Linked DNA regions of Homo sapiens: region 2 is linked to region 1. The links are chromatin contacts, found by Hi-C or POLR2A ChIA-PET in ENCODE. All regions are on one chromosome and are shown on one strand. The core of a region is the stretch at or near the end of the contact, and the rest is flanking DNA. Distances in the headings are between cores, read along the strand shown. Region 1 overlaps LOC102723906 (a long non-coding RNA gene). Region 2 overlaps LOC339975 (a long non-coding RNA gene).

Region 1 (2,700 bases), core at 95-2,594:
ATTCACAGGTGGGGACACAGTGGCTCAGAAACATTAAGTGACTGCCCAAGGACATACAGCCAGTAAGCACTAACCTGCTATTTATATAAAGATATGAGCCACAAAATCACACGGCTGTTACAGGTGAAACAGGATTATACAGTCACGCGCCACATAACGACATTTTGGTCAGCAATGGATCGACATAGGATGGTGGTCCCATAAGATGATGATACTGTATTTTTACTCTACCTTTTCTATGTTTAGATATATTTAGATACACAAATACTTACCATTGTGTTACAGTATTCAGTACGGTAACGTGCCGTAGAGGTTTGTAACCCAGGATCTACAGGCTGTACCATACAGCCTCCGTGTGTAGTAGGCTATGCCATCTAAGTTTGTATAAGTGCACTCTATGATGTTTGCATGACAAAATCACCTAATGACACATTTCTCAGAGTATTCTTGTTAAGCAGTACATAGCTGTATTTACAATTATGTATGCCCTAAAGGGCCACTAGTTAGCATTAATACATGTAAGCCAAGAGGCTTCAGCAGGGAATTCTTCCCCTCCTACAACAATTCTCCTTAGAGCCATAATAATTGAACAAGCTATCCTCTTATTTTCAGAAGGCTACAACTACAGGGGACTGAAAACAAACTAACACGACGTTTGAATTTAAAAAGACAGTAATACTTAGCCACAGCTCTCTCCAAACCACTTGGAATGGTGTTTCCAGTTGTCTGATTAGCAGGGCAGGTGGTTCCACTGCTAGGACTCACTGGGTGTCGGTTCTATCATCCCAGCACCCAACACAGGACCGTTTCAGACACACTGAGACCCAGAAGGAGCCTCAGCTCCCATCACAGGTCCAGTCTGGATGTGGTAGGGTACGAAAGGGAAGCGAGTACAATGATGAAAATCCTGATGGTGACCCCTGAGGCAGAGGAAGGCACAGCTAATGTCTGCCCACTCATGGCTTCCCACTTAACTCTGGGCTCCGCTGCCCACCTGTGGCCTGAGATGGGACGACAGGGAGCGAGAGAAACCCCTCTCTGTTTGGAGACTGCCATCACTCCCAGCCACAGACAGCCCTGATCTGTCTCTATCTCTAGACACAATAGGATCTCACCCACTACGTAGGAAAGGGTGATGTCAATTTGGAAGAGGAAGGCTACAAAAATGCAGCAACAGCCAAACATCTCCTAAGAGCAATTAACCTCAAAATAATTCGTAAGCTGGACATTTCCCATTCTAAGATATACAAAACGAGCAATTCCAGGCATATCTCATTGGTGACAGGAAAAGGAAAGCATATCTTCTGAGATCTTTCCAAATACTCCAACCCCCACAAGATGTGCTCCACTTGATGAACACTGCTTCCTGCAGCTGTTGGTTTTCTCACTGGCCTCCCTGAATCTCCCTCAGTCTGGCCTCGCCCCACAGCCACGCATTTCAAAGGCTAATGAGGTTCCTAATCTGATTTCTCCATCAATCGAGCCCTGGCTTTGCTGCGAGGAAAACGATGCCTTCGCAGCCACCAACACAGTCTGTAGACTGTATATTTAGCCTGGAGATTGAGTAGTTAGTGTACAAACATGTTTTTATCATCTGTAAGCATTCCCAAAATAAGTACCTCTGGGGACGGAATGGAAGTCTGATAGATTCCAGTCCCTAATGTGCTTTGAAATTTTCTTATCACAGAAGGGAGATCGCAGGGCTCTCTTTTTCCCATGCTCAAGATATCTTTTTGGTGACTTCACATTCTATAAGCTATTTTTAGTGGTTAAATACTCGCTTCTTAAGAGCAAAGCTGCCTCTGTCCATTTGTGGTCTGGGAATAAAAAGAATCTCAAAATATCGACAAAGTGTACAGCCCTGTTCTATTGATCTCGTCTGGCTAGAAATTACCTAAATATTTCATCAGAGCAGAAAATATACCTGGCACCTTAAAATACTGGCATAACAGTAGTTCTATATAAACTGGCTTTCTTTAGGGGATAAAAAGTCCTCTTAAAATTTGTTACTGTTCAAAAATTTTTTTTAACATTTTCAAACTGGAAATGATCAATAATTATTTTAAAAAATCAAAATCCTAATGTAAATATTGAAACCAAAAATGTTCCCAAGGCCAATTAACTTAGAGTTTTTTTAAGGATGGGAGAGGTGTGAAGAAGGATAAGATTATACCTAGGATAGGATCAATTTTGGAGTTTTATTGGAAAAATGTATACCAGTGGAATCATGTTTTTAAAAACGTGTAGAGCTTTTTTACCATAAGACACTCCCCTTTGATATCTCTAATGTCATATGTAAAAATCGCTTCATAAGGCTGGGTGAGGTGGCACATGCCTGTAATCCCAGCTACTCGGGAGGCTGAGGCAAGAGAATCACTTGAATGCTGAAGGCAGAGGTTGCTGTGAGCGGAGATCGCGCCACTGCACTCCAGCCTGGGCCACACAGCAGGACTCTTTCTCAGGAAAAAAAAAAATCAATAACATTTGTCCTTCTTTTATTTGCCATATCTGTTTGTTCAACAAGTAGAAAGCCAAATTGTGTTTTAGGGAAAGAAAAAGTGTGGTACAGACAGGACTATATGCCAACCAGATTACAACAGTTTATCAGTTATATCTGAGATTTTGCATAGCCAGTTCTTAAAACACATTTGGACTCTTAATCCTCAAGCAAGAATTTTACATGCATCCATATTGCCTGTT
Region 2 (2,800 bases), core at 104-2,603, 530 kb before region 1:
TTCAGGCTGAGATGAAATCTGCCTTCAATCCGTTGGCCCTGGTCGTTTTTCCAGAGCTACGCAGAACACATCAACTTGTTTTTCCGTGTGAAAACTTTTCATGTATTTGAAGACAGCTATCATTTCTGCCAAAAGCTTCTTTTCCATTAGATTAGAAACACTTCATTTCATGCAATAATTTCTTATGTGATATTCGTTTAAAGCCTTCAGCTCTCTCTGGCCATATTCCAAAGCACACACTTCAATATGTAACCAAATGTGGACACAATACTGCAAGTGTACCTAAGCATTGCAGACATGTCTCATCTTATGTGTATAATATACTTCTTTATCAAAATAAGATGTTTTTACTATATTCAATGAATAAATGGATCGAAATATTCTTAGCTAGGAATTGTTCTTGGATACAAAGGTAAGACAGTCTTTACTTCAAGAAGCCTACAACCTAACAAAATAAAAATACTCTCTCAATAAATTGTGATATTGTCTCAGCACTGTAATTGAGGTAGAGCAAGATATGATCACCAAGTAACTGACATATTAGGTTTTTACACAATGGAAGATCTCTGCTTATTTCAGACAACTTGATATTCATTAAGGATTCATTCCAGACCTGTGCCATTCGAAAATCTAAATGCTGCACCCTCTCCATATCTTTCCTAATTTCATGATGTTGATTTTGTTATAATTCCAGCATAGCAAGGTCTTTTAAACCTTTGTTCTGTCATCAGATATGTTCGTTTTCGATTCTTAGCTTTGTGTCTCCTCTGAGAGCCACAGGGAAGCTGGCTGCACTGTACATGAGCAAAATAGTTTGCGTTCAGCTTTCCCAGCAGAAATATGTGTTGGGGAATTTGGCTAATGGGAAGTGGTAAGGCATATATTTAGAAAAGACAGTTTATTTTACCCAAGACAAATATAGACCCTTGGAATTCTATCCACCATGACTCACAGACAGTGCAGAGTTTCAGCCCCGAAGGGCTGTGTGCTGTTGGCTGTTGGCACACAGTGAAGCCGGGGCCTGAGAAACAGAGAAAAGCACAGAAATGGCTGATGTTTTCAGGCCAGCTTTTGACACCAGACGCCAGATTGCAAGTTGAAACGTTCCCTTATCTCCAGCCCTGCAAGGTAGCTTATAATGTTCTTAAAATAATTAAGCTTCCTTTACGTCGTCTCTGCTTGAATTGCATTTAGCACCTTGCTGGAGAGGCCTTTCCTGACCACCCTGTATAAACAGTCCCAGCCCTGCCTCTGTGCTTGCTCTATCCTTGCCCTGCCCTGTTTCCCATGGCTCTTACCGCTGTGAGACTTACTACGTATTTCCTACTCGTAGACTGTTAGACTCCCTCCATCCCCATGTCCACATGCAGCAGAACATAAGCTCCGCAAAAGCATGGGCTTGGGTTTCCTGACTGTGAACAGGGCCTGGCACTAGCACGTGCTCCATTGGCACGTGCTCAATAAATATTTGTTGAATAAATGAATGAATCTGAAGTAAAATGACGGTAAATTATTGACGTACTTAGCTGGTAGAAGATTTAAAAAAATGACTATGGAAACAACCGAGAATGTCATGTTTATTTGATCGTTCCTAGAAAGATACGATTAATTATACAAAGAATTTTGAGCTTCTCTAAATAAAAGAGCGGTCTGTGTACTTTCAGTGTGTGCTGGTGTTATTTAGCATGTGAAGAAAAGAGCTTATGAAATAGTAATCATAGCTTCCCATTACCAGATACCGAGTAATGGAGTGGTGGCTTAGCATACCTTTTCCCATTGAGCATAGATTTTATTGTATATCTTATTTAGACAAAAGGGAGCTCAGAGGGCATCAGCCATTTACCAGTGGCCCACAGCTCAAAAGGGCCAGAGTCTAACTCCTCTCACCTTGCAACACTTACTAACAAGCAATAAGCAAAGAAACACATGTATCTTCCTTTTATGAAATGTCCCCGGGACACTCACCACCCTTGCTGGGGAATTTTATATCCAGGTGAGGCTTTCGTGCTACCTGCAGCTGATCAGAGTCCTGTACTTGGTATCACCACATAATCACGATGGCTCTGCCTACAAAAGTGACTACCAAAGTGACACCTGCATATTTTCTACTCCTTGCTTTGCTTTCAAATCGCATTTGCCAAGAAAATCAGGTAAAGCAATGTTTTTGAAGCAGTCAGCATTCTTTACATCTGAAAGAAGTTATGTTTCTTTCTCCCCCATTCATCACTCCCTCAACATAAGATTTTACAATCCAAATGAGAGAGCTGTATCAAGAAAAGGTTGCACTTCTCTCTTGCTGACAATTTTGTTAGGTAAGATAAACGACAGAGCTTGCTCTTCAGACCCTATCTGAATTCTAAAACTCTCGCAGAAGTAATTTTTGCCCAGGAGTTAACAGGAGGAAGTAAGGGGATTGCCCGTAAAGCAGATACATACTGGGAAGGAACAGCAAGCAGAAAAGTGCAGCCACAAAGGCCTTGTGCAGAGATGCTCTTACAGTTTCACCCACACAAAGTCGCCTATTGTAAGCCACGACTTTGGAGAGCTGAGCTTTGGGGAACAATTTGAGATCCTCTGGGTCTTGCACCTCTAGTGCATGCCATGGTTATTGATCCCACTGTCATACACTTGGCTGAAATGTACACGGTCTGCACCTGAATTTAGGCCATATGCCTCCTATTTGGGAAACTCCCCTTCCCTGTTCAAGCATCATGTTTTGCCTTTCAGCAGCACTTACACACAGAGATAAAATGGGTGAGAAGAAAGTAGGAAAAATTCAACACTCAGCAAAGACCACTCG

The links. Hi-C counts contacts between places; a loop is a spot of excess contacts on that map. ChIA-PET counts read pairs that join two places held with the same protein, here RNA polymerase II (POLR2A). Pooled maps may share reads with other maps.
Region 2: a loop to region 1 is called in a map of IMR-90, with 2.1 times the contacts of the local background. The contact joins two enhancer-like sites. A Hi-C loop is called at or near these places in 3 of 168 maps with a recorded cell type or tissue (IMR-90, PC-3 and chondrocyte) and 4 of 50 pooled maps. POLR2A ChIA-PET finds 5 or more read pairs at or near these places in 1 of 52 experiments (PC-3).

Annotation. Positions count from the first base shown.
Region 1 is chr4:186,947,440-186,950,139 of GRCh38, reverse strand. All of the region lies in intron 1 of LOC102723906 (a long non-coding RNA gene), which reads right to left. Among named protein-coding and RNA genes, the nearest start is that of FAT1, 220 kb to the right of the region's middle. RefSeq lists an enhancer at 2,700. Within about 2 kb of position 1,344, at least 6 of the 41 ENCODE cell types and tissues checked have a DNase peak (open chromatin) inside an H3K27ac peak, as active enhancers do; they include IMR-90, where a contact is called at or near this core.
Region 2 is chr4:187,477,129-187,479,928 of GRCh38, reverse strand. All of the region lies in intron 1 of LOC339975 (a long non-coding RNA gene), which reads left to right. Among named protein-coding and RNA genes, the nearest start is that of LINC02515, 70 kb to the right of the region's middle. Within about 2 kb of position 1,353, at least 4 of the 41 ENCODE cell types and tissues checked have a DNase peak (open chromatin) inside an H3K27ac peak, as active enhancers do; they include IMR-90, where a contact is called at or near this core.